Linked DNA regions of Mus musculus: regions 1, 2, 4 and 5 are each linked to region 3. A link is a loop called in an ENCODE intact Hi-C map of the cell type or tissue named here. Cell type or tissue: left cerebral cortex. All regions are shown on one strand. Region 1 holds the start of Gm38498 (a long non-coding RNA gene). Region 2 overlaps Pemt (phosphatidylethanolamine N-methyltransferase). Region 3 holds the start of Rasd1 (RAS, dexamethasone-induced 1). Region 4 has its middle 36 kb from the start of 1810063I02Rik. Region 5 has its middle 28 kb from the start of Rai1.

Region 1 (5,000 bases), 61 kb before region 3:
CTCAGTGGTTAACAGCCCTGCATGCTCTTCCAAAGGTCCTGAGTTCAAATCCCAGCAACCACATGGTGGCTCTCAACCATCTGTAATGAGATCTGATGCCCTCTTCTGGTGTGTCTGAAGACAGCTACAGTGTAATCATATAAATAAATAGATATATCTTAAAAAAAAAAAAGAATCTACCCTCCAGCTGGAGGAAATGGCTCAGTGATTAAGAGCACTGACTGCTCTTCCAGAGGTCCTGAGTTCAATTCCCAGCAACCACATAGTGGCTCACAACCATCTGTAATAGAATCCAATGTTCTCTTATGGAGTATCTGAAGACAGCTACAGTGTACTCATATAAATAAAATAAGAATCTACCCTCAAGAGAAATAACAGTTCTCCAGGACCAGTGCCACTCTTCCCAGGGAGACCTGCCTTGATCTAATCTCCTCACACTTGCTCCTCTTAAGGGTTCCAATCCTCCCAACACCATCATGCCGGGAAACAAGCCTTCAGCATGTCCGCCAGCTTTAGTGGACACATTGAAATCATGTTCAAACCATATCAAAGAGATTTGTCCATTATTGTCCAGATACTTAGAGATTGACAGTATCTGTAAGAGCAGGTGGGCCTGACCCTGGCACAGTGGCATCCTGGGAAGAGCAGTGAGTGAGTAAACATACAAACCAACATTTTAGGGACAAAGCAGGTAAGAAGGAAAGACAGGAAGGGTAGTCAGGGAAGGCCTGCCTGAAATGGTGGCTTTTGACCGAAACCCAACACTTGCATAAGAAAGTGCTGGGTTTCTGGGGGAAAGTTGTAGGGGACTGAGCTGATTTTTTTTTTTTTTGAGTGGCATATGAAAGGAGTGGGGAGGCAGCCAGGGTGAGCTGGGAGGCCAGCCCACTTTAGAGGCCCAGATGGCAGCATGAAGCAGAATGGGGCCCTGGCTCCTGCCCAGCAGAGGTCAGCAACACTGTCTCTGGAGGCTAATGCGGTGCCCCAAGTGGTCTGAATGCCTACTCTGTATCTCCTGCACCCCTTGGCCCAGCTTCGAGGAGCACTGGTCCTGTTATCTTAGAGTGCTCCAAAGCACTTGCTTTCCCTTCTTGTCCCCAGCCTGCCATGCACTGTGTCCTAGGTAGCAGCTGCTGCTTGGCTTGCATCTGAGCGGATCAGCCAGGGTCCTCCTCAGTGCTCACACTTGTGTCTGGTGCCCTGGAAGAGCTGCTGTTTTCCTGAGCATGGGCTGGCTCATCACTGGCCTTCTGCGTAGCATCAGTGGACACATTCTGCATGCATCTGACATGAGCTCGCACTCACTCGGGCAAACCTGGGAAGGAAAGCACTTGAGGGTCTATGACAGATCCCGGGAGAGATGGGGTAGATGGCTCTGTGAAGCTCCAGTGGCCATGTTTCGCCTGGTCAGAGCTCTGGAAGGCCAGGGCCCGGATCCCAGCAGTGGCCTTGAGCTCAGACTGTTTATTTGAGGAAATGTCACACAAGCTTTGTTACATTAGCCAGATGGAGCAGATGGCTGACAGCAGCCAGCAGCCAATGGAGGCAGTCTGTTTGGACACCAGGGCAGACTGGGATGGATCACAGAGTCCATCCTGAACCAGTCCATCTCAGGGCCCTGTGTTGGGAGTCAGCAGGACAGGAGTCTTGTCAGGACAGCTGGTGTGAAGAGGGCAGAGCTCCTCACAAGTTCCCTTCTGTGTCCTCTTGTTGCTGTAGATCCAAGCCACCCCTCAGGTCAGAAGCAGCTGCTCTTCCCTAAAGGTTGAGGGACATACCATGCTCTTCTGAGGAAGGTTGGTTGTACCAACTACCCACAGGCAACCTGGGCCCCACAACTACTAAGCCTAGCTGCAGGCAGATACCAGCTGAAGGTACCAACTCGGCTCAGGAGGGTGCCCACTTTAATTGGGACGCTGTCCTGAAGGCCTCCAGGGAGGGACTAGGCAATGGTCACCGTGTCTGGGGAGCTAGTTTGAGAAAGGTGACTGTCCTTACAGAACTTGGGAACAACTTGCTGTGCTGTATGTAGCATGTTTGAGTCCTGGGACTGTGGGCCTGGTGGCACAGGTGCCTTGGAAGGAGTTTAGGGCTTCTGGACAGTAGGTGGCGCTATGGAGGTGAGAATGACAGGAGAGGAAGGGAAGGCAGGGGAGAGGTGACAGTGAGGAGAGGAAGACAGAGTGAGGGAGAGGTGACAGTGAAGGAGAGGAAGACACAGTGAGGGAGAGGTGACAGTGAGGGAGAGGTAACAGTGAGGAAGAGGCAGCAGGAGAGGAAGAAGATGCTATAGTGAGGAAGGAGATGAGTTTAAGAGAGTAGAGGTGACAGTGACATAGGAGACACCGAGAGCAGAGGACGTACCTAGTGTAGGAGGGGGTAACAGGGAGGAGGAGTGTACTGGCGGGTTTGGTGTGAACTTGACACAAGCTAGAGTCATCAAAGAGGAAGGGGCCTCGGTTTTGAAGAACTGTCTCCATGAGATCCAGCTGTAAGGCATTTTCTTTTTTTTTGGGGGGGGGCGGGGTTTCGAGACAGGGTTTCCTCTGTATAGCCCTGGCTGTCCTGGAACTCACTCTGTAGACCAGGCTGGCCTCGAACTCAGAAATCCGCCTGCCTCTGCCTCCCGAGTGCTGGGATTAAAGGCGTGCGCCACCACGCCCGGCTGGCATTTTCTTAATTAGTGATTGGAGGAAGGCTCCAGCCACTGTGCCTGGTGCCATCCCTGGGCTGACAGAAAGCAAGCTGAGCAAGCCAGGGGAAGCAAGCCAATAAGTAACATCCTCATGGCCTCTGCATCAGCTCCTGCCTCCAGGGTCCTGCCCCGCTTGAGTACCTGTCCTGATCTTCAAGGGTGAACAGCGATGTGGAAGGGTCAGCCAAGTAAACCCTTTCCCTCCAAATTGCTTTTTGGTCATGGTGTTTCCTCGAAGAATAGAAACCCTAAGACAAGGAGATGATAAGAGTGGAGGGTTTGACAAGGAAGAGGAGATGCCATTGAGGGAGGAGGTGACAGTGAGGGAGGGGAGCTGACAGGAAGGAGTTACCTAGAACGGGAGTGGATAGCAGGGTGGCAGGGGTGTGTTGCTCCAGTGGCGGCCAGCAAGAGCCCTGGTTCCTTTGCCCTTTGGTGCCCTTCTTTCTTCTGTTACCACACCTTCTGTTTTCTGCTCCCAGCCTGCCAACTGCCACTCGTCTCCGTGAGGGATCCTCTGATGCCAGAGCAGCTTTCCCTCTGCATCCACTGGGGCAGCCTAGGTTTGCAGTCTGGCTCTGGCCTTGCCGACTCCATTGGTCAGGTGAGGTTTGTGCACTGAGGTCTGTCTAGCTGCAGAAACCTCCCTCTTACCCAGGCCTGGCCTGTGGTGAGTTGGCTTGGGATAGTACTGTGCTTTCCTGGAGTGAGCACTTGGCTAGATGGGTAAGCGTGGATACCAGAAGAGAAGCAGGATAGCCAGGGGTGTGCTCATCACACAGCTCCCAGAGGCACTTAGGAGAGAGCACAAGCACCAGGTCAGGCTTGAGGATAAGGCGTCTGTCTGGTCTGTAGAATGGCTGTCTGTCTTGAGGTGGGCTTTTTAGAAGAGGAAGAGCACTGAGGGATGAGGGAACCTTGCAGGGGGATGTGAAGTTAGCGGGTAAGAGGGGTTTGGGTTCCCTGAGGGATGATCCTGCCTCCCGGCCAGCCACCCAAGTTGTTTCCCGGAGGCAAGTCGGTGAGTGAGAGTGTGCATGTGAGTGTGATGGGTAGGGACAGTCAGTGGGCAGTTTGGGATTCTTGCTCCATCTGGCATAGAAATCTGGCACCTGGGACATGACCCACCCACTAGGCCGGGAGCTGGCACTTGGGGGGTCAGGTGTCTTCTCTTGTTTTGTGCTGCAGAGGCTGGCCTGGCTAGTTGCTATAGCTCAAGGCAGTTGAAGGTGTCACACGACAGGAGACCTGGGTTGTGTCACCAGGCTCACACACTAACACCTTTTGATTGATGGCCACCTGATGTACCCCGGCACGCCCAAGTCTCCTTTCCTTTGTCTCAGCTGTACTCATGGCTGTGGCCCTCCAGAACCAATGCCAGCCCAGCTTCACACTGGGCTGCAGGTGATCTTTAACAGTGACACCGCTGCACACTGTCAGTGTTGGCTCAAGTGCAGTGGATGTGTGGTTAGCTGGAAGTAGCCTTAGCCTCCTCACTGAGCCCATCCCTCCAGCACCGGGGTTACTTTAGAACCCAGCATCCCAGCATCGTGGGATGAAATGCCCCAAACAGTGTCTCTCACAGTCTGTGCCAAAGAACAAAAGGAAGGCTGGGCAAACCTGCTGAGGGAGGGTTGTTCTATGCCATGGGTCTAGGTGCTGGTTTCAGTTATCTTAGAATATGCGAGCTGGATGGGGCCCAGGCTGTCTCCCCTCCCTGGTTATTTTGGGATTGGCCATCTTGGTGTATAAGATTAGTCTGGTGCTTCACAGGAAGTGAGGTCTTAGGATTTTACTGTTTCATCTGTATCCCTGGCAGACCAGGCTGATCTACTACAGCACCCTCCCTCCTTCCCTCCCTCCCTCCCTCCCTCCCTCCCTCCCTGTTCCTTCTCTGAGGATTGAACACAGGGGCTTACATGCGCTGGTGTTCCTCCAGTCAGCCATGCCCCTGGCCTCTGCCCTGATCCTGGCTGCTGTAGCACAGTCTGAGAGTAAGTTCTTAACCTTCCTAATGCTGCGACCCTTTAATACAGTTCGTCATGTTGTGGTGACCTCCAACCTTAAAATTTATTTTCGTTGCTGCTTCATCACTGTGATTTTGCTACTGTTATAAATCACTGTGTAAATATCCAATATGTGGTATTCAACCCAAAGGAGTTGTGACCCGCAGCTTGAGAACTACGGGTCTGAGGTTTCATGACCCAGACTTGGCTTTGAGAGGGCACTCTTTCAGGAGCTCGACTTATCACCACGGACAGACAGTTCTCAGTGTGCCCCTGGACCTTTGCATGTTCTGTTCACT
Region 2 (5,000 bases), 52 kb before region 3:
GGTCTTATTCTGGGCTGATGTGTGCTTGCCTGTGTCTTTCCTATGTCAGTGTTTTGAGTACATGCAGTTCTTCCATAGACAGGGCTGCACATGGGCCAGACACATGAAGCAGTCATGTAGAAGTGACACTTCTGTGTCTTCCAGCCTGCCACCTTTCCTGGCCGTCCTTGGGAGCTTGGCTCAGTCACTTCACCAGGCCTTTGAGCACACTCAGGCCCATCATTTCCCTTCTGCCTCTGAGTACTTGGGCCTGGGCAGTATTCCTGGCTTCACAGAGCCTTGGTTTTCTCTTCTGTAAATGGGGATAGGAGTCATGGAGTGGCCTGTTGCTGTAAGACAAGGAAGGTCTTGGTGAGAAGGGTGCTCAGACCTGCACTGCAGTTGCTGTGGGGCTGCCTCTTCTTGCCTTTGGCCTCTCTCTCATGCTTGGCAGCTCTCGATTTTAAAGAACTGGCCCATCTTCTTGCCTGTGCGGTCCACCCAGACTTCTGTAGAGTATGCTCACTGAGCATCTACCCTGGGGCCTACTCATAGGTCTTGGGTGTTGTTCGCTGAGTAGCTGCAGGCAAAGCCTGAAACTGAGAATTGTGCCTCAGTTTCCCTTTCTGTGAGCAGCATCAGCAGACACTCTCCATCTGCCCCATATTGTATGATGTTATTCTTGGGGAGACATGAACAGATACCTACTCACACTGCATACGAAACTAATGACAGATCAAAGTATTGGTACCACTAAAGTCCAACTTGGTGAACTAGTAAGGTTTATTGGGATTGCTTATAAGAGTATGGGTGAGGGGCTGGAGAGATGGCTCAGCAGTTAAGAGCACTGACTGCTCTTCCAGAGGTCCTGATTTCAATTCCCAGCAACCACATGATGGCTCACAGCCATCTGTAATGGGATCCAGCGCCCTCTTCTGGTGTGTCTGAAGACAGCTATAGTGTACTCATATACATAAAATAAATTAATTAATTAAATTTTTTTAAATTAAAAAAAGAATATGGTTGAGATATAACTTACAGAAGCATAAATAACTCAGTCAGCTGCATCACCAAAGCCCACTGCAGTGACAGCTCATGAGGGCTAGGAACCTGGAACACACTGCCTAGCCTTCGAGCAGCTCAGTAGCTTGGAAAGTGTCCTTTCCAGGTAGCTTAGTTGGTCTGAATGTTTTTCAGGCACTCTGGCTAGTCTCTGTTTTTCTTATGCAGTTCAGTGTGTCCTGGCTTTTTCCAGTCAGTTCTTGTCTGAGCCTCTCCTAAAGCCCCCAGTTTGTCTGAGAGCAATACTTATAGCTTATATATACCTGGGGAGGGAGTGGCCTAGAAAAGCTGCTTGGTTTGAGGAACTTCCTGTTTGACCTTGCCTTAGAACTTCTTGCTGTTTCACCACCCTGTAAACATCCTGTCTTAAAACATCCTGCTATCTCACTTTCCCATTAATACCTCACATCTTACTAAGTGAAGGAGTGTCTCTCCAAGATGAAAGGTTTTAAACTAGAGGAAACTGCTATACAACACCTTGCCCAGCCTGTGGGGAAACTAATGAAATACCTTGCAGGGAGTACCCCAGACAGCACTGGGCAGGCCCCAGCTTGGCAGGGGCAACTAACTGCAGATGTCCTTTGTCCTGCGTCACTGGTGCCTAGTAAAGATTTGGTAACTGGGGAACATGGGTCCTACTGATCCTGTGGGGTTGCCTGGGCCCTGGGAGCAAATGATTTAACTACATGGGTCAGAGTAATGGCAGGAAAGCAGGGGAGAACATGGACTAAAAGGTACTAAAGAGTACTGAGTATTCCCTCGTCTCATCTCTCACATGCTAGGCTAGGTGGAAGGCCGTTATGGTCAGTGTACTGGTTAGAGCAGGGCAAGGTGGAGTTGCTTGGCTGTGGTGGGTCGGGAAGCCAATGTTCCCATAATTGAGGTGGGAACAGGACAAAGAGGGAACTGGGGGGACACAGCAGACTGGCTCTATGGAAAAGCATAAGCAAGGCCAGGCGTTGCACTGCCTTGGTTAACAGTGCTGACGACATTTGTGGTAACTGTTTCTGTTATGGGTTCTATGGCCCCTTTCCCCTGATCTTTCTCTCAGCCTTCTGAGCCCTGGGTAGTAGCCTGTAGGGCTGTGGGCTTCCATAGATGGGGCAGGCATCTGGGACAGCATCTGTTACTGATTTTCTGTGTATATTTGGGGAAGTTCTTTGCACTTTCTTTCTTTCTTTCTTTCTTTCTTTCTTTCTTTCTTTCTTTCTTTCTCCTCCTCCTCCTCCTCTTCTCCTCCTCCTCCTCCTCCTCCTCCTCCTCCTCCTTCGAATATGAGTACACTGTAGCTGTACAGATCGTTGTGAGCCTATGTGGTTGCTGGTAATTAAATTTAGGGCCTCTGCTTGCTCTGGTTAGCCTAGCTTGCTCCTGTCAACCCTGCTTGTTCAGGCCCAAAGATTTATTTATTATTATAAATAAGTATACTGTTGCTGTCAGACACACCAGAAGAGGGCATCAGATCTCATTACGGGTGGCTGTGAGCCACCATGTGGTTGCTGGGATTTGAACTCAGGAGCTTCTGAAGAACAGTGCTCTTACTCACTGAGCCATCTCACCAACCCCATTCGTTGCCTTTTCAAGGCCTCAATTTCTTCCTCAAATGACCTCTACTTGAGTATTTGTTTATTAAAAGTCAGATTATTTGTGCCAAGGGCCACACTCAGAGGTGGCTCTTTGACTTATGCTTTTGGGTGAAGGATGAAAGGATCAGGAGGGTAGGCACTCACTTTGCCTTTTATTTAGCTGGGTACCAATTCACTCTCATGCTTTCCCCTCAGCATTAGCTAGCACCTCCTGTTGCTCTGATGTCCCACAGCAGGAAGCCCACCACAGTGTCAATCATTTGGGCCTCTGGTTCCTGGCTCAGCCCACCAGGCATGCTTCTATGTGTTGATTGATCACCCAGAGTTGACCCCTTGGCTGGTTTTTGTTTTTCTTTGACCATGGAGGTGCCATTTCCTCTGCAAACCCTTAGGAGGAGCTGGGCTGGCTCTCAGCTCACCTTGACATTTCCCTTCCGGGAGCCAGAGCTTTCTCCAAGGGTTGTTTCCCACAGCTGCTCAGGAAATACTCGCCTCTGTCAGGAAGTAAGGATGTCACCCGTTGCTGCCTGAGTCCTTTCTCCGTCCCCTGCAGGCTCTCTGTGAAGGCATGTGTCCATCCCTTGCTCTCCTGCTCTGTTGTTTCTCCTACCTTCCTTCATTTTTCAGGCAGTTGTGCTGTGTCCCATGACTTGGCCTCCTTGTTCTATGTCAGAGGCCCTGTAGGTACAGCCTGAGCCTGGTTCATGGTTTTGCTCATTCAGTGCCCATTTCCTGGTCATTTCCCTGTGGCGGCAAACACTTTTCTAGGAGGAGTTGTGGGTATTAGAAGTGGACAGGAAGCTAGCCCATCGAGGGGCCTGATTGGCCTCCATGGTCACCAGGCTCATAGCAGACTGAGCCTTTTGGCTTGTGATCCTGCTGACTATCTATCTGGCCAGCCTCTTACCTGCCTCTGTGGGCCCCAGTGTTTCACCTTCCACGTCTCATTTCCGGTTCCCTCCTGTTTAATGTGTGTATTTTTGTAAGCTCCCCACCTTTCAGGAGTGGCGGGACCAAGAAACAAAAGCTTCAGAGAGTAGTGCAAGATAACGCTCAGTGCCTCTGCCTGACCCACGGAGGGAAGCTGAGAAAGCAGCATGGCTTCTTGCTGGCTGTCTCCTCCATCCTGTCCTATGATGATGAATAGCGCCTGCCCCACTGTCACAGAGCCACAGACAGTGCCACTGGACTGTCTCTTTGGGTGCATCTGATTCTCCCATCAGCCACCAAAGTGTGTCCCTTTCTTTCTCAGCCCATTCCCCGGCTTTGTGTAGCTCATCTGGCCTCTGTTAGAAGAGGTAAGATCCTTCGGAGCCCCTGCTCCAGTGTTTAGAGGCCCACACGAACCCCTGGAGTGGGGATTGGCTCTTAGCGGCTCCAGCATGGCCAGCGTACCTGATGCATTAGACACTGGTCTGGGCCTTCCTGGGTGGGCCAATCTCAAGGGCAGTGCTGAGTGTTTTAGGGAGGTGAAGCTGACCAGGGCCTAGCCTTGCTTTGGGAGCCTGTGGTCTGGACAGAGTCTCCTTAATTGCCTCAGAACTCTTTGGTCTCTTTTTCCTTCTCCTGGTGCTGGAGTTGATGCCATTTATGGCATGTGCCTCGTCTGCCCTCAGAGAGGGTTGGTTTCTAAGGCTGGGTTCATGTGCACGCAAACACATGGAAACTTCGTGCCCTTCTTCCTGGCCTTTCACTTTGTTACGTGTTTTTAAAAATCTGGTGAAATTGCAGTTCAAGGGCTCTTTGGTACAGGGCCCACAAGACTCACAGCACATGTCTGCTGGCTTTGAATGTGGCCAGTACCAGGGGAAGCAAGCTGCCACACGCCTGCCAATAGAGCTGGATATCTTAAAATGTCATGCTAATGCCTCTGAAGCCGACAGTTTTTCCTGACGTGGGACATGGTTGGAAAAGTCATAAACATTGGTATGTTGACATCTTTGCTCCTTTGTGGACTGTCAACAACTTCACACTGTTTGCCAAAGGATAGAGGGTTTGACTTCATAGCCTCTGGCTCCAGAGGGCAGGCTCAATGCTCATACCTCCTTTACTCTGAAACCAAACCTCCTCTGTGTGAGGTGCTCTGGAGAGAAGCAGTGTACCCTCAGGGTGCTCTTTACAAGGCCCTGATCTGCTTTCCTGACTCTCCCAGGCCAGCTCCTGCTCATGGGCCAGGCCACAGATCCAAAGCTTACACTCAAATAAGCTTTAGACACTCAGTCTGGTGTTCCCCACATGTGCCTGGGCGTGTGCCAGGTGGAAGGGAGGGACGAGGCAGTGTGTTCACCTGCCACCGCCAGGAGCTGGATCTTCTAAGATGGCAACAGATGTCAGGGGAATCGTGGAGAGTTATCCATAGAAGTTCCTAATTAT
Region 3 (5,000 bases):
CCCCAGTGTGTCCCTTGGAATCCAGCAGGAGACAGGGATGGGATGGAGCCCACCAGGAGTGAGCTGGTTGCCAGAGAGCTGGGGCTGCCTCCTGACTGCTGGCTGTGTTGTTTCGAACCCACATGAAGCCAGTACATACTGTTGGGCACAGTATGTGTGTTGGGCACATAGTAGGGCAAGTTGGGGGCACATAGTAGGGCAAGCTGCTTACCCAATGGCCAAGAAGTAAAGGGTAAATGAGAAAGGGGTTGGGGTCCTACAACCACATTTCAAAGGCTCCCTCACAATAATCTAAAGACTACCCACCAGGCCCCACAGGAAGTGGAGCAGAGACAACCTGTGGGGTCCTCTTGCAGGCACAAGTAGGATTGGCCCCTGTGGGTAATGTGGTGGCACCCGATGCCCTTCTTTGTGACCCAACTTCAAAGAACCTTCTGAGTCCTCTCTGCCTCTGGATGAGGCTGTGTGGCTGGCATTTCCAGCTTACAGACCCTTGGCTTCCGCTGGACTCCCCTCAGCATTTGATCAGTTGGTAAGAGTTCTGTTCTGAGCAGGAAGCCTGACACTGCTACAAACCTGTGTGGTAAGGAAACATCACAGTGACTTCCAGAGTTTCTGGGAAAGGGATGCACATGCTGTCCCCTGTGGAGCAGTGGCCTGGGGGGACACAGATGGTAGTTGGGATTATGTGGGACAGCACTGCCTGTCTTTCAGACCCCTCAGTGTTCTTGCGACCGGAGACTTGCTGGCAGAGGCTGTGTGACTGTGCGCCTGGAGGATGGAGTCTTCCTGACAGGGTGTTTGAGCTGGGTAAATGAACCTCGGAGGTGGCAGGAAACCACCAGTGTCTGCCAGTCACCTTGCATCTAGAAGGGACTGAGGCAAGATGTCAGGCCCAGTCGTGACACTGACAGTGGAAGGAGAGAGGGCCATGAATCTAAGCTGAGCCTTGGCCATCTGGATGTCTGTGGGTAGAGCTGGACCATAGCTTTGATTCTGCCATCCCTCCTCCTCCTCCTCCTCTTCCTCCTCCCCTTCCTCTTCCTCCTCCTCCTCCTCTTCTTCTTCTTGGTTTTGCTTTTTTTTGTTTTTTTGTTTTTCGTTTTTTGTTTTTTGTTTTTTGTTTTTTTTTTTGTTTTTTTTTTGGTTTTTCTGAGACAGGGTTTCTCTGTGTAGCCCTGGCTGTCCTGGAACTCACTCTGTAGACCAGGCTGGCCTCGAACTCAGAAATCCACCTGCCTCTGTCTCCCAAGTGCTAGAATTAAAGGCGTGCACCACCTCTGCCCAGCTCATCCCTCTCTTCTTATTCCTTGGATTTTCCTGGGACTGAAGACTCAGGGGAATGGTGACATTGGCTCTGCCCATCCTGAGTCAGAGCCCCAGCCTTCCACACAGTGCCTTCTGGAGGCAGAGGAGAAGGGCCTCAGCCGGGTGCGCAGCCATTACTTGCCCCCTTAAGAGGCCTCTTCCTGCAGTGACACTCTATGCTTATTACTGAATGCAGCAGTCCTGTGTTTGGCTGAGGCACAGGTCCTTCTCCCAGATGAGGGCAGACACCCCAGGTGAAGGGAGGGGAGCAGGGGCAAGGGCAGGAACCAGGAGGTGAAGGACTCACCCCAACTGGCCTGTCCTAGATCTAGCTGATGAGTCCCGGGTTCCTCAATTGATATGGATGTAGAAGCAGCCTGGGAGGAAGGGGAGTGAATATGGATATCCTGCTAGATTGAAACGGGCCAGACAACCGCAGCAGCCTGTGTAGTGGGCTCTGTTGTGGGGGCACAGGCAGAGGGGAGGAAGGGAAGACTGGGAGCCAGGTGGCCAGCAGCGTGCTTCCCTGTGCTTCAGTTCCCCCATCTGTTAAATGCAGAGTGTTGCTTCTCTGTCTCCAGGGAGAGCATTATCATTTAGCACAGGGACCACCAAATCAATACACCTACGTTGCATGGGCTCCAGGCAGGATGCCCACTGCTGATCTAGAGACTGGGTTTCTGTTGAAATCCTGGATCATAGTGCAAGCATCTGGATGGGTGGGAATGACTTTAGCCCTGCCTGTGGGACACCAAGACTGCCTGGATGGGCAAGGGGCATTTGTCAGCCACTCGGTCTCTGGGCCTCTCCTAAATAAGACGAGGTCAGAGCAGAATAAACACAGCTCACCTGTGTCGTCAGTTACAAGCAGCAGACGCGTCCCGTTTCTCCTCAAGCATCACTCAGTCCTGGTTACTGATCAACCTGCCACCGGCTTCCTCCCCTAGGCAGCCTCCCTGATACTATACTTTTATTGTTCTGACCAGGCCCTGGTCTCGGAACGTGTTTGTACTTAATCTTTACAATCAAGGAACCAGTGTCATCTTTCAGAAAGGGAAACTGAACTACAGTGAAGGTTGTGCTTCCAGGCCTCCTCTGAGATCATCGGCCCCAGTCAGCCACCTCAGTGCAAAATGACGATGAATTGGCCCACGAGAGGGGAAAGTCCCGAAAGCCATAGGAGGCTGTAGGTACTCTGGCCTGTTTTGATTTTTTTTTTTTAAAGGGGCTTGTCTCGAAGTATGAAGTCAGGTACAGACTCTCCTCTACTGAGGTCCCCATCGATCAGATTCTCTCTAGTTGGGAAAGTAGAGCACAGGAAGTCCATGACAGCGCTCCCCGTCAGGGTCCCCAGCCAGCCTCCTGCCCCTCTCCAGAGTGGCCACAACCTTAGGCATCCCAGCGGGTCCGTGGGGCTCCCTGCTTCCCTCTGGTGGCTGAAGCGCAAAGCGCGGACGATAACATAGAAAACCCACAAACACCGGACACTAAGCCCAGGAGAGCACCAAGAGTCCGGGGACCTAAGGGGTTGGCCCTGGGGCAAATGTCCAGCAAATCTGTTGCTATCATCAGATAATATTTTTTGGGGAAACTAAGGCCCAAGAAAAGTGGGTGTCTGTGCACTAGTGTTAAGAGAATGGAGATCCCAGAGGTAAGTGAATCAAAGGCACAGCCAGGACCTCTGCGGCCAAAAGTGGGAAGCGCCGGATCCCACTGGCCGTAGTTTGGATTTAGTTTTCCTTTCAGCGCACGTAGGTCTGAAGAGGAGCCTCAGGCTCCAAGGCGGAGGTCGCTGCGTCTAGGAGGAGCTGGGCGCGTCCGGGGGCGGGACGTGACGCACCTTAGCTGGGAGGTGCCTGGCCGGGCTTCGGCCAACTGAATATAAGGGCGGTGTGGGGCGCGGAAAGCCTGAGCCTGCTGTCTGTACCCAAGAGCCCAGACCAGCTCGCGCAGTCCCGAAGCCAAGCTCTTCCGTCACTCCGGAGTTCTCTGCAGCCCTCTCTCTACCTTCTCTCGGCCACGCATCCGCCCCTGGGGCCCCTCTACCCAATGAAACTGGCCGCGATGATCAAGAAGATGTGCCCAAGCGACTCTGAACTGAGTATCCCGGCCAAGAACTGCTACAGGATGGTCATCCTCGGCTCATCCAAAGTGGGCAAGACGGCCATTGTGTCGCGCTTCCTCACGGGCCGTTTCGAGGATGCTTACACCCCTACCATCGAGGACTTCCACCGAAAGTTTTACTCGATCCGCGGCGAAGTCTACCAGTTGGACATACTGGACACATCCGGCAATCATCCGTTTCCCGCCATGCGGCGCCTCTCTATCCTCACAGGTGAGTGGGGAGTCGACGGGGATAGGGGGACCGGAGTCTTGAGGGGAGTGGATGGGGCTGGTGTGTTGTGCTTGGGGCTTGCCCCTTCACCTGGGGTGTCTGCAGCTCTGTGCCTGGCAGCTGTCCTCACCTTTCCCACTCGTTCCCTTATAGGAGACGTTTTCATTCTGGTGTTCAGCTTAGACAACCGCGACTCATTCGAAGAGGTGCAAAGGCTCAAACAGCAGATCCTAGACACCAAGTCCTGTCTCAAGAACAAAACCAAAGAGAATGTGGACGTGCCGCTGGTCATTTGCGGTAACAAAGGGGACCGGGACTTCTACCGGGAAGTAGAGCAGCGGGAGATTGAGCAGCTGGTGGGTGACGACCCTCAGCGTTGTGCCTACTTCGAGATCTCAGCCAAGAAGAACAGCAGCTTGGACCAGATGTTCCGTGCGCTCTTTGCCATGGCCAAGCTGCCTAGCGAGATGAGCCCCGACTTGCACCGCAAGGTATCTGTGCAGTACTGCGACGTACTGCACAAGAAGGCTCTGAGGAACAAGAAGCTTCTGCGTGCGGGCAGCGGAGGCGGGGGCGACCACGGCGATGCCTTTGGCATCTTGGCGCCCTTTGCTCGCAGACCCAGCGTGCACAGCGACCTCATGTACATTCGTGAAAAAACCAGTGTCGGCAGCCAGGCTAAGGACAAGGAGCGCTGTGTCATCAGTTAGGAGCCCCCAGGGTCAGCCACACAACCTGAGGACCTTTTTTGTTCAAAAGTCAAATCGGATTCCTGGACTAGCGGTCCGTGCCACAGGAGCGCCAATTGGCCTTCTCCTTCCCTCCCTGAGACCCAGCCCGGGGAGACCAAGCCAGTAAGGGACAGTCACCTGCTGTGAAAGGAAAGAGAACTAGCTAAGACAGGAGCTGTCACCTCCGATTCTGGGATGCCAGGACCCAGCAGAGGGGCGCTTGGCATTTTTCTCAAGAGGTTTGAGAAAAAGCGTGTGAAGTTCATCAGCCTGTGAGACTTAAAGTAACTGTCCTGCTCGCTTCAGGGCAGGACTAATAATAGGGCATTATCTTGTCTGTGATTGGTGTTGCCATGGCCGCTGTCAGCCACCTCTGTCCTCAGCAAACTGGAAACTTTGGCTGGAGGTGGGGGGGGGGGGTGTTCAATCATAGCCAAGTGACTTGTTTACATGTGTGTGTGCAATTACCCAAAAGAAAAACAAAACACAAAACTTGCACTTTAATAGTTCCAGTGTCAATGTGACATGAACAAAATCTCTACATTTCTATTGTGTGAGGTCTTTATTATTATTTTTTATTTAAAATAAAATAATTTAGAAACGGAAAATGGTGCTTTGCTTTTAGG
Region 4 (5,000 bases), 80 kb after region 3:
CCATTGTTGCTCTTTAGGAGCAGAAAATCCCTCAGGACTTTCTTTTCTCCAAGTTGGAAGCTCAGCTGGGTGGGGCCTTGCCTGAGGACACCACTCCCCTGATTCCATTTTGCATCAGGCCTTTAATCTTTTCACCTCTTTCAGAACAAGCCTTGGCTCTAATATTAAATTTCCTAGCATTATTTTTTCCCCTCAAACTGTACATTTTGTATTTCTTTTTGTCCAAGTTGTTCCCTTTCGTGATAGACTTGCATAACAGCGATCACTAATAACCACTTGACAGAGTTAATATTAGGCTGTCTCGAAATACTTCTGTATTAGTCAGGGTTCTCTAGAGTCACAGAACTTATGGATAGTCTCTAGATAATAAAGGAATTTATTGATGACTTACAGTCGGCAGCTCAATTCCCAACAATCGTTCAGTCACAGCTGTGAATGGAAGTCCAAGGATCTAGCAGTTACTCAGTCTCACGCAGCAAGCAGGCGAAGGAGCAGGAGCAAGAGCTAGACTCCCTTCTTCCAATGTCCTTATATTGTCTCCAGCAGAAGGTGTAGCCCAGATTAAAGGTGTGTTCCACCACACCTTTAATCCCAGATGAAAGGCGTAGCCCAGATTAAAGGTGTGTTCCTTAAACTCGGAGATTCAATCTTCTGGAATCCATAGCCAATATGGCTCAAGATCTTCAAACCAAGATCCAGATAAGGATCTCCAAGCCTCCAGATAAGGGTCACTGGTGAGCCTTCCAATTCCGGATTGTAGTTCATTCCAAATATTGTCAAGTTGACAACCAGGAATAGCCACTACACCCCCCCACTAAGGAAATTAGTCTAAAGCTTTCAATTTAGCCTCAGGAAAATTGTTAGGACAAGGCAGAAAGCCATATTTGCCCAAATATCACAAGAATAGCCTTATACCAGTTGCTAGCATTGTTCCCCTTTGAAACCTTTAGCTGAGCCCCCATAATCAACGTGTCTCTTATCACTACTCACTGTCTTTCCAAGTTCCTACTGTGATGGCCCATTAAGCCCCATTTATAACACTCAACTGCTTTCTTAGTCCAAAGTCCCAAAGTCTTCTACATTCCTCTAATAAAGAGCATGGTCAGGACACAACAATAGCCCATTCCCTGGTACCAACTTCTGTCTTAAAGTTACTTTTCTATTGCTGTGATAAAACACCATGATCAAGGCATAAAAGAAAGTGTTTACTTTAGTTTATGGCCTCTGAAGGTTAGCATTCATGACTGCAGAAAGATCACATCCTGACTGATCCACAAGTAGGAGAGAGAGAGAGAGAGAGAGAGAGAGAGAGAGAGAGAGAGAATGAGAACACTGGGAATCCTCCAACAAGGCCATACCTCCTAATTCCCCCACAAAGTTCCACCAACTGTGAAGCAGAGGAGGCTGTGGGGACCATTTCTATTCAAACCATCACAATCAGCCTGTATGCATGTCCAGCCACACACTACAACTGGTTGATCGCCCTGGTTACCTGCTGCCTGGAAGCTGTGGGACCACTCTCTGCCAGCATCTCAAGAGAGGGTGGGAGGGAGCACTTAGCACCAGCCTGGGAAGACACCAAAACAGGAGACTTCAAAGTCATTCCATTTGGTGAAGTAAGTATAACACATCACACCTTACAGTAAGTCAAGGATCAGCCAGGGAAGATGCGCCACATAGAAAATGACCAGGAGGTCAATACCTCCTTCCCAGATCTGAGCATAGGCTTTACACAGCATCGCAGGGCACCTGAGCGTCAGGTCCCCATTCCCAAGACTTTCCCAACCCACAGCAAAAGGCCTAGCAGGGCTCTCCTCCAAGGAAAAAGTGGAGGTTTTTTTTGGGTGTGTGTGAATAAGAGTGGCCCCCATAGGTTCATATATTTAAATGCTTAGTCATCAGGGAGTGGCACCACTGGAGAAGGATTAGGAGGTGTGGCTTCGTTAGAAAAAGTATGGTTTTAAGGTTCCAAATGCTCAAGCCAGACCCAGCGGCCCTGACTCTTTCTGCTGCCTGTAATCTGGTTGTAGAACTCTCAGCTATGTCTCCAGCACCATGTCTGCCTGCCATGAGGACAATGTACTCAACTTCTGAAACTAAGACAGCTCCAGTGAAATGTGTTCCTTTATAAGAGTTACAGTGGTCATGACGTCACTTCACAGCACTAGAACACTAAGACATGGCACCTTAGCCAAAGGGGATGGAGAAGGATGCAATAGGAGAACCCAGGAAGGATTTGGAGTGCTCTGCAGGGAGAACATCCTTCACTATCCAAGGTCAGCAAAGGAGAAACAATGTTTCTGAAGTCGTGGGTACAGAAGGGCGTGATGTGTGGTCCAGCTCTGCGGGTAGCTACGCCTCAGCCTAATCTGACTTCCCCAGTCCCAGGGGAAGGCCAGGAACTGAGAATAGACGTCATCCTATTTTCCAAACAAACAGCTGGCATAGTGCCTTTAAACTCTGAAAATTTTGTTTCTTCTTCACCGTTTTCGTCAGCTATCCTTGGGGCTTTATAAATAGAACCACTCAAACGCAGGCAGGGGTAAATCAGGCAGCCAGTCTGAATATTCAGCACAGGGCTCAGAGCCTGGGGAAGAACAAAATGGGTGAATTAATGGCCAGGCAGAGCCACCAGCTACTTCCTGGGGCCCCAGAGAGAGGAAACCTGCAAGGGCAACAGGGCAACAGATGGTCAGAAGCCCCAGAAAAGACTACGCGGCCTCTGAACTTGTCTGCCTTTCCCAGAAGCCCTCCATGCTTCCGGAACACCCTCCCACGGAGCTTCCGGTGCCATATGGCCCAGGAGCGCCCCCAAGCCCTGTGCTCTCGCTCCTTTAAGTGCTCTCCTTCCTCCACAAGAAGCTTTTCTCAAGAATCCAGGGCTAATCATGGCTGCAGGCTCCTGTTTTCATATGGCTCTGGGGCGCCTCCATGTGAGACCAGCTGCCGATGGCTACAGCTGTTTAAACACTGCCTGTGCTATCACATGGATATCTCTGTGTGGTTGCGGGAGGCCATGCAGGATGATGCCTTCAGGATGTTTATATTCTTGGGACGGTGGGGGTGTCACTGTCACAGGAGGTTGGGTGCCATCACCGTGCTCCTCTACCCTTTCCCACGGGCCTACCCTTCTGCACAAGGCTGCGCGGGCCTTGTCTTAGTTCTTAGTCCCTCCATGGTCTTCAGCTTTCTGAACTGTGCCCTTCCCTCATGGCCCTTCTTATCACCTGCCCTGCCCTGCAAATTCCCCTTTTTCTTGTGTCCTATTTAAATATCTGTCCATCTCTCTTCTTCCTCTCCATCTCTGTTCCTTTGGGATCTTAGGGGTTAGGGACATAGCCTTTCCCCCCAAATGAAGGAGAGTTGCAGGTGGTGGCCCAGAAGCTGGAGGTGGAGAGGTCCAAGTTTAGGCAAAGGATGCCATTTAAGAAAGACCTGGTGTCCGAACACTGTTGAAGAGCAGTCTTCACCCACCTCAGCCTCTGGAGGAGGGAAGTGTAGTGTAGAGGCTTTGTGGTGGGATACAGGCTCCAACCAAAGTGGTGGTGAGTAGCTAGTGAGGTCAGAGGAGCTGGGCTAGGCAGGAGGCAGAGATGAGGACTTGGCAGTAATGAAAGGCTTTGCGTACACAGGGGTATCTACCTCAGCTGACACCCTGGGAACAGGCTGGGCAGTTGCTCAGCATGAAGTTGACCCAAGCTCCAGTAACCATTGACAGCAGATGGGCTGGAAGCCAAAGCTGGGGGAACCTAACATCAGACAGTGTCAAGAAAGAAGCTGATAGGAACTGAGGTCACAGCCCTCCTCAGGGAAGTCCCACTCTACCCCATTGATACCCTGGCTCCCTGTTGGCACTGAAGATGAACAAAGTCTATAACCTAGTCAGTAGTCAGAGCATGTCAGCACACAGCCCTCCCCCAGCAGCAGGAACCATGGTGCTGGCCCTCATCCTATCCAGAGCCCAACTCAGCAGAGATGGCCAGCGTAGTGTGGGGCTGGAGCCACACACAGGGATCTTGGGGCCAGGCCTGTCTATGGGGTGACCAGCAAGCATCTACAAATGGACAGTCTGAAAGTGTCAAATTGTAATTAGAAGGAAAGGAGCTATGACATCACAAAACTCACAGAATGGTCACTATATGGTAAGGTCTCCTCCATCAGGGACCTGATCTTCAGCCTCTGAGCCAGAACGGAAGCCAGGCACTCACAGGGAGTTCCATGACCGATGCATCTGGTCCCCTCATATGTCAGCCTCTGGCATTTGGGGCTCAAGACATAGTATAACCACTCAGAGTCTATACCCTAGCAAATTAGGGTCCCTGGGAGCAGGAAAATCCTTATATACCTTATCTTACCTATGATGGCTGAATTCATTAAGGGTAGGGCCTCTAACAGCTTCTTTTCCTTCTTGTTAGAGTTTATAACTTTAAGAGTTGGTAACTCTTTCAAAAAGGAACCTTATCAGGAACTGAAGAGATGGCTTAGGGGTTAAGAGCACAAACTGGTTGCTCCTCCAGAGGACCTGGATTCAGATTCTTAGCATCCACAAGGCAGCTAACAAGCATGTATGAATCTAGTCCCAGGGAATCTAATGCCCCCTTCTAGCCTCTGTGGACACCAGGCACACATGTGGTACACAGACATACATGCAGACAAAACACTCACATGTAAAAATTTAAAAATGGAAAAAAAGGAACTGACAAGGTCACATAGTTCCACTCTCATGTTTTTCTACATTCATTTTTCTTGTATTACTTGTGTGTGTGTGTGTGTGTGTGTGTGTGTGTGTGTGTAGGTATGTTCAAGTGGGTACAGGCACCCACAAAGGCTGGAAGATTGGGATGCTCCTGGAGCTGGGGTTACAGGAAGTTGTAAGCCACCTGACACGATGCTGAGAGTCGAACCCAGGTCCTCTGGAAGAGCAGTTCAAGTTCTTCAAAGCTGAGCCATCTTACTGGGTTGTGGTGTTGCTCACCTTTAGACACATTCTGGAGGCAGAG
Region 5 (5,000 bases), 110 kb before region 3:
ATCTCTTGAGTTTGAGGCTGGCCTGATCTATAGAACTCATTTCAGGACAGCCAGGGCTATATAGAGAAATGTTGTCTTGAAAAAAACCACAAAACAAACAAACAAACAAACAAACTCAAAACAGAGGCTGGAGAGATGGCTCAGTGTTTAAGAGCACCTGCTACTCTTCTGGGGGTCCTGTGTTCAATTCCCAGCAACCACATGGTAGATCACAACCATCTGTAATGGGATCCAATGCCCTCTTCTGGTGTGTCTGAAGAGAGTAGCTCATGTATGTGTACTCATATACATAAAATAAATACATAAATCTTACCCCCACAAAACAAACAAAACAAAATCACCATCATCAATGCAACTTAAAGGAGAGTTTATTTGAGCTTACAGTTCCAGAGTTAAGAGTCCATCCTGATAGGGAGGCAGTGAGTGTGGGGGCAGGAACAGGGTGGTGAGAGCTCACACTGGACCACAAGCAGTAAGTGATAGTGAATAAAATGGCTCACATCTTTAAACTCTTTTTTTTAAAAAAGATTTATTTATTTGTTTTATGTATATGAATACACTGTAGCTGTCTTCAGACACACTAGAAGAGGGCATTGGACCTCATTACAGATGGTTGTGAGCCACCATGTGGTTGGTGAGATTTGAACTCAGGACCTCTGGAAGAGCAGTCAGTGCTCTTAACCACTGAGCCATCTCGCCAGCCCATCTTTAAACTCTTAAAGCCTGCCTCTAGTGACATACTTCTACCGAAAAGAGCAAATGTCCAAAGCCAAAGCGTCCCCAAACAGCACAATCAACGTGGGGGGCGGGGGGGGGGGACACTCGTTCAAACCAATGCATCTCCTCTCCTAAAATGTGGGCATCTTGATAGAAGAGAAAAGACTGTAACAGACAGAGGCTGTGGATGATCAGAAGGAATCTGTGTTTTCCGGACACAACAGGGCAGTTGCATAACCTCATGGCAATTGTGGCAATATTCACAAGATCTGCAAAGGCTCACACCGGAAACAATTCCAATATGAATGGGGAGGGGGCACAAATTCTCACTCCTAGTGAGGAGCTACTGTTCAGAGCTTTGAGGGAGAGTCAGTTTAAGGATGCAACCCCTTGTGGGTGGATCATGCTCCAATAAAGGGCCACACATCCCATTGCATGGGAAGCACAAATTGGAGTCAATGGATTTAAAAAATGAGAACAGAAAGTCGGGTGAGTTGGGAGAGGGGGTGGAAGTCAGAGGAACTGGAGGGGAGTTGAAAAGGATCAAAATATAGGAAGGCCAGCCATGGTAAAAATGCATTCAATACCAAGAGGGAAAGGCCAGTGGATCTCTGAGTTCAAGGTCATCCTCAAGTCAGCTCTTCTTGTTACTTTTAACAAGTATTTAGCTTACCAGCAAATGTCTTGCATCCCTAATTCTGTCTCAGCAACCTCATCCTAGACAACCTGGACCAGCAGGACCAACATCCAGTGTACCCAAGCGAATGCCACTTACAGCTAAGTCCTGTTGCACAGAGATTAAATCTTGCCTCCTTCTGTATTCTCCCTGGAGCTAGAATTGTGTTTCTTCCATCCACTTCCTGTGCTCTACCAAGTTCTAATGATGAAGCCAGGTCTGTTAGCTAATGCTACAGAAGGGTGCGTGAGAGAATGAATGTGATCACTGAGAAGACTCCAGCCACGGCAAGAGCTGGGAAAGAGCATGCCATTGGGAGGAAAGAGTAAGATGAGGGAGTTCTGTCCTTCACATCCTAGTCCCAGCCAGCAGCACTCAAACTAGGCTAGAAAGCTGTGCATGGGGCTCAGGAGACTGAGCAGGCAGGAGGGCCACAAATTAACAGCTTAACAAATTAAACCAGGCCAAGAAAGACCCAACCAACCATCAGGATTTGTGGAGAATGGCTAAGCTCCTGTCCCAGGAGCAATGGCAGATAGCGCTTTTGTTTGGTTGGTTTTGTTTTTTGTTTTCTGGTCCACTGAGGGAGTCAAGCCAGATGTTCTATGAGTAGTATACTGTGGAGGGGACTAAAGAACATTTCAAAAATATGGGTTCACTGTTAGAATCCCCCCAGATGGGACCATGGGACCAGTGCTCTGACTTCCAGCTATATTAATGTATTAAGACTTGTTTTCTTCTTTTTCTGTCTTTGGCTTTGACCTTGGATCTCTTAGTAGTGGTGGTGGTGGTGGTGGTGGTGGTGGTGGTGTGGCACCTAGGGACCGGTTCGTAACAGCACATGACCTGTCATCCACTAGATGGCGGTGTTTGCTTGGTGTTGGGTAAATTTAAACCAACAGCTTTTAAAGACTGGGTGTGATGGTTCATGCCTGTAATCCCCAGCACTTGGGACAGGAGGATTGCTTTGAGTTTTGGACTAGCTCAAGTTACATGGCAAGACACTGTCTTAAAAAACAAAAACAAGTGGCGTGGTGGCATACACCTTTAATTCCAGCACTCAGGAGGCAGAGGCAGGCGGATCTCTGAGTTTGAGGTCAGCCTGGTCTACAGAGTGAGTTCCATAACAGCCAAGGCTACACAGATGAAATCCTGCCCTGAAACAAGCAAGCAAACAAACAAACAAACAAACAAGCAAGCAAGCAATTTTTTTATAAAAGGGGTCTGGTAAATTGGGGAGATTTCAGTGTTCCCAGGGCCCTGTTGCTCACATGCTCTCTCTCTCTCTCCCTCCTCCTCCCCCTCCCCCTCTCCCTTTCTCTGTGTGCATGTGTGTGCACATGTAAAATCCTTGCAGACCACCAACTAAGCTGTGTGATCAGATGAACATGACTTCCCGTGGCTTCACGAGAAGGGTCAGGGTAGGCTAATCTCTGTTGTGACATTGGCAACCACTTCCCTGAGTTTCAGTTTCCTCCCCCAGAAACCAGGGGTTGGTGCCATGTTGAGATTTTGCCAAGCAGACTGCAGCCAGTCTGTCCATGGCATGGCACAGGTAGTCACTCAAGTGTGGTAGCTTTTGTTAATGTGACCACGGGAGCCAGGCTCTTCCAAAGGCCTCTGGGGCCCCTTCTAGCTAATGCAATGGGTGGGTGGATGGGACATTAGGGACATTTTTAGTTGCTTGTTGTTGCCTTTGAAGGTACAAAGGCTCTCACAGGCTAACAAAGCTCCTGGAAGGAGAAGAAGAAGAAGAAGAAGAAGAAGAAGAAGAGAAGAAGAAGAAGGAGGAGGAGGAGGAGGAGGAGGAGGAGGAGGAGGAGGAGGAGGAGGAGGAGGAGGGAAGGAAGGAAGGAAGGAAGGATGAAAGAAAGAATGAAAGAAAGCAAGCAAGCAAGCAAGCAAGCAAGCAAGCAAGCAAGCAAGCTGGCTTTCATACTGGCCTCAGCTCTGTAAGGAATTAGTCATCTGAAGAAAGAGGTCCCTTTGTCTTTTCCGTGATTGCCTTGTTGATAAGTTGGTGAGGGTTAGGTGGTAAGTCAGTTGGCATTCCTTCTGCATTCCTTATCTAAATCTCATGTTTTATTTTGTTTTGTTTAGTTTTTACCATATTGGGGTTAACCCAGAACCTAATGTGTTCTGAGAAGGCACTGCATTACAAAGCTACACCCAGTCCCAGTGAACAAAGGCTGGTCTTGAACTCCTGGATTAAAGTGATTCATGATTCTCTTGCCTTGCCTTCCTGGGTAGCTGGGATTATAGGTGCTACCTGCCTGATTAGGCCTCAATTCTGCCCCCCTTTTATTTTTATTTTGGACAGCCTGTACCTGAGCCTTGAACTCACTATGAAGTTGTGAATGGCTTTGAACTCATCTTCTTGCCTCTACCCCTCACGTGCTAGGATTAATGCAGTGCTAAGGGTCAAACTCAGATCTTTGCATGCAAAGGAACGAAAGCCCAGCTCAACCTTACTTTTGCTTTACTTTGCTACCTTATGTGTAGCTCACTCTGGATTCAGACTTATAATTGTTCTAGTTTAGCCTTTTCAGTGCTGGGACTACAGGTTTAGAGCCACCTTTACATAAAAGTTATTACTTTTCAAAAATGAACACAGGTGGATCCACATATTCTTTTTTGTTTGTTCGTTTGTTTTGTTTTGTTGTTTTTTGTTTGTTTTTCGAGACAGGGTTTCTCTGTATCGCCCTGGCTGTTCTGGAGCTCACTCTGTAGATCAGGCTGGCCTCGAACTCAGAAATCCGCCTGCCTCTGCCTCCCAAATGCTGGGATTAAAGGCGTGTGCCACCACTGCCTGGCTGGGTCCACGAATCCTTTTATTCAATTGGGCATCCACTCTGTCGGGGAGGGCAGTGTGAACCCAGTGAAAAATGAGGCGCTGGCCATCCTGCCTCACCAGGATTCTTCTGGCTGGGCCTGGTGCAGACTAAATAAGTAACCACATGTGGCAGTTGGTGCAGCAGAATGAGGAGTTGGAGGGGTACTTCCTGCTGTGGCGCATCACCTTGAATAAGTTTGGGCCATCGCTTGGTGGTCCAGTACTTGTTTGACAGGTAGAAGGCCCTTGGTTTGTTCTGTGCAAGGCATTACCAAACAAAACAGAGAAACAGATGGTTCAGCAGAACTTTATCTTATGTTTTGGAAACAGGAATCAGAACCAAGGGGCAGAAACCAAGGCGTCTGGGGGGCTGCCTGCTCCAGCCACTTTACAGAGGCAACTGTTCCGAGTCTCTTCCAGCTTCCGTGGCAGCAGAATCTTCCTCCCTCTTTTCTGTCATCACGTCCTTGTCTCCCTCTGCCTTGTTCAGCCCACTGTGGGCAGAGTCCACAGTCAGGCCTCAGTAAGCGCTGCATCTCAGGGTCCTTTACCACAGGACCACCTAAGAGAACTCAGACTCTGAGATCAGAGTGTGGATGTCTCTCGAGGAGCATCTTTTCAAGCGTCTCTGAAGTGGGTGGTACCTGGAAGGTAGAAGTCTGGAGGAGGCGACAGACAGTTGAGCAGCCTCAGCCCGGAGCTAGGCTAGGGAGTGCTCACAGGTGATACAGTTCATTGCACACTCGACTAATGAGTGAGAAGACTGCCAACAGA

What was found. Hi-C counts contacts between places; a loop is a spot of excess contacts. Peaks named below come from ENCODE experiments on the same cell type or tissue, not always from the same donor. Only the 100,000 strongest peaks of a DNase experiment are listed, where the experiment ranks them.
Region 1: a loop joins it to region 3, with 6 times the contacts of the local background. A loop is called at or near these places in 22 of 42 quality-filtered maps.
Region 2: it touches region 3 in a loop (2.2-fold over the local background); 19 of 42 quality-filtered maps call a loop at or near these places.
Region 4: a loop joins it to region 3, with 4 times the contacts of the local background. A loop is called at or near these places in 15 of 42 quality-filtered maps.
Region 5: it touches region 3 in a loop (4-fold over the local background); 20 of 42 quality-filtered maps call a loop at or near these places.

What each region holds. Positions count from the first base shown.
Region 1 is chr11:60,024,588-60,029,587 of GRCm38, reverse strand. The region is part of intron 2 of Pemt (phosphatidylethanolamine N-methyltransferase); the gene reads left to right. Gm38498 (a long non-coding RNA gene) reads left to right here and starts at 2,634. Exons shown (of 3, transcript XR_879899.1): 1 at 2,634-3,299. In left cerebral cortex, a CTCF peak has its summit at 2,089 (motif pointing right); DNase peaks (open chromatin) are centred at 1,018 and 2,098.
Region 2 is chr11:60,014,925-60,019,924 of GRCm38, reverse strand. All of the region lies in intron 2 of Pemt (phosphatidylethanolamine N-methyltransferase), which reads left to right. Among named protein-coding and RNA genes, the nearest start is that of Gm38498, 9.5 kb to the left of the region's middle. In left cerebral cortex, CTCF peaks have their summits at 921 (motif pointing left) and 2,999; no DNase peak of the experiment used is centred here.
Region 3 is chr11:59,963,163-59,968,162 of GRCm38, reverse strand. Med9 (mediator complex subunit 9) reads right to left here. Exons shown (of 2, transcript NM_138675.3): 2 at 4,857-5,000. Rasd1 (RAS, dexamethasone-induced 1) reads left to right here and starts at 3,219. Exons shown (of 2, transcript NM_009026.5): 1 at 3,219-3,643; 2 at 3,797-4,982. The coding sequence starts at 3,358. The coding sequence ends at 4,353. In left cerebral cortex, a CTCF peak has its summit at 2,752 (motif pointing left); DNase peaks (open chromatin) are centred at 3,640, 3,834, 4,120, 4,497 and 3 more places; H3K4me3 peaks cover 2,098 bases; H3K27ac peaks cover 1,667 bases.
Region 4 is chr11:59,883,224-59,888,223 of GRCm38, reverse strand. No RefSeq gene overlaps it. Among named protein-coding and RNA genes, the nearest start is that of 1810063I02Rik, 36 kb to the left of the region's middle. In left cerebral cortex, a CTCF peak has its summit at 2,926; DNase peaks (open chromatin) are centred at 2,508 and 2,806; H3K27ac peaks cover 1,199 bases.
Region 5 is chr11:60,074,252-60,079,251 of GRCm38, reverse strand. No RefSeq gene overlaps it. Among named protein-coding and RNA genes, the nearest start is that of Rai1, 28 kb to the left of the region's middle. In left cerebral cortex, a CTCF peak has its summit at 2,276 (motif pointing right); a DNase peak (open chromatin) is centred at 2,264.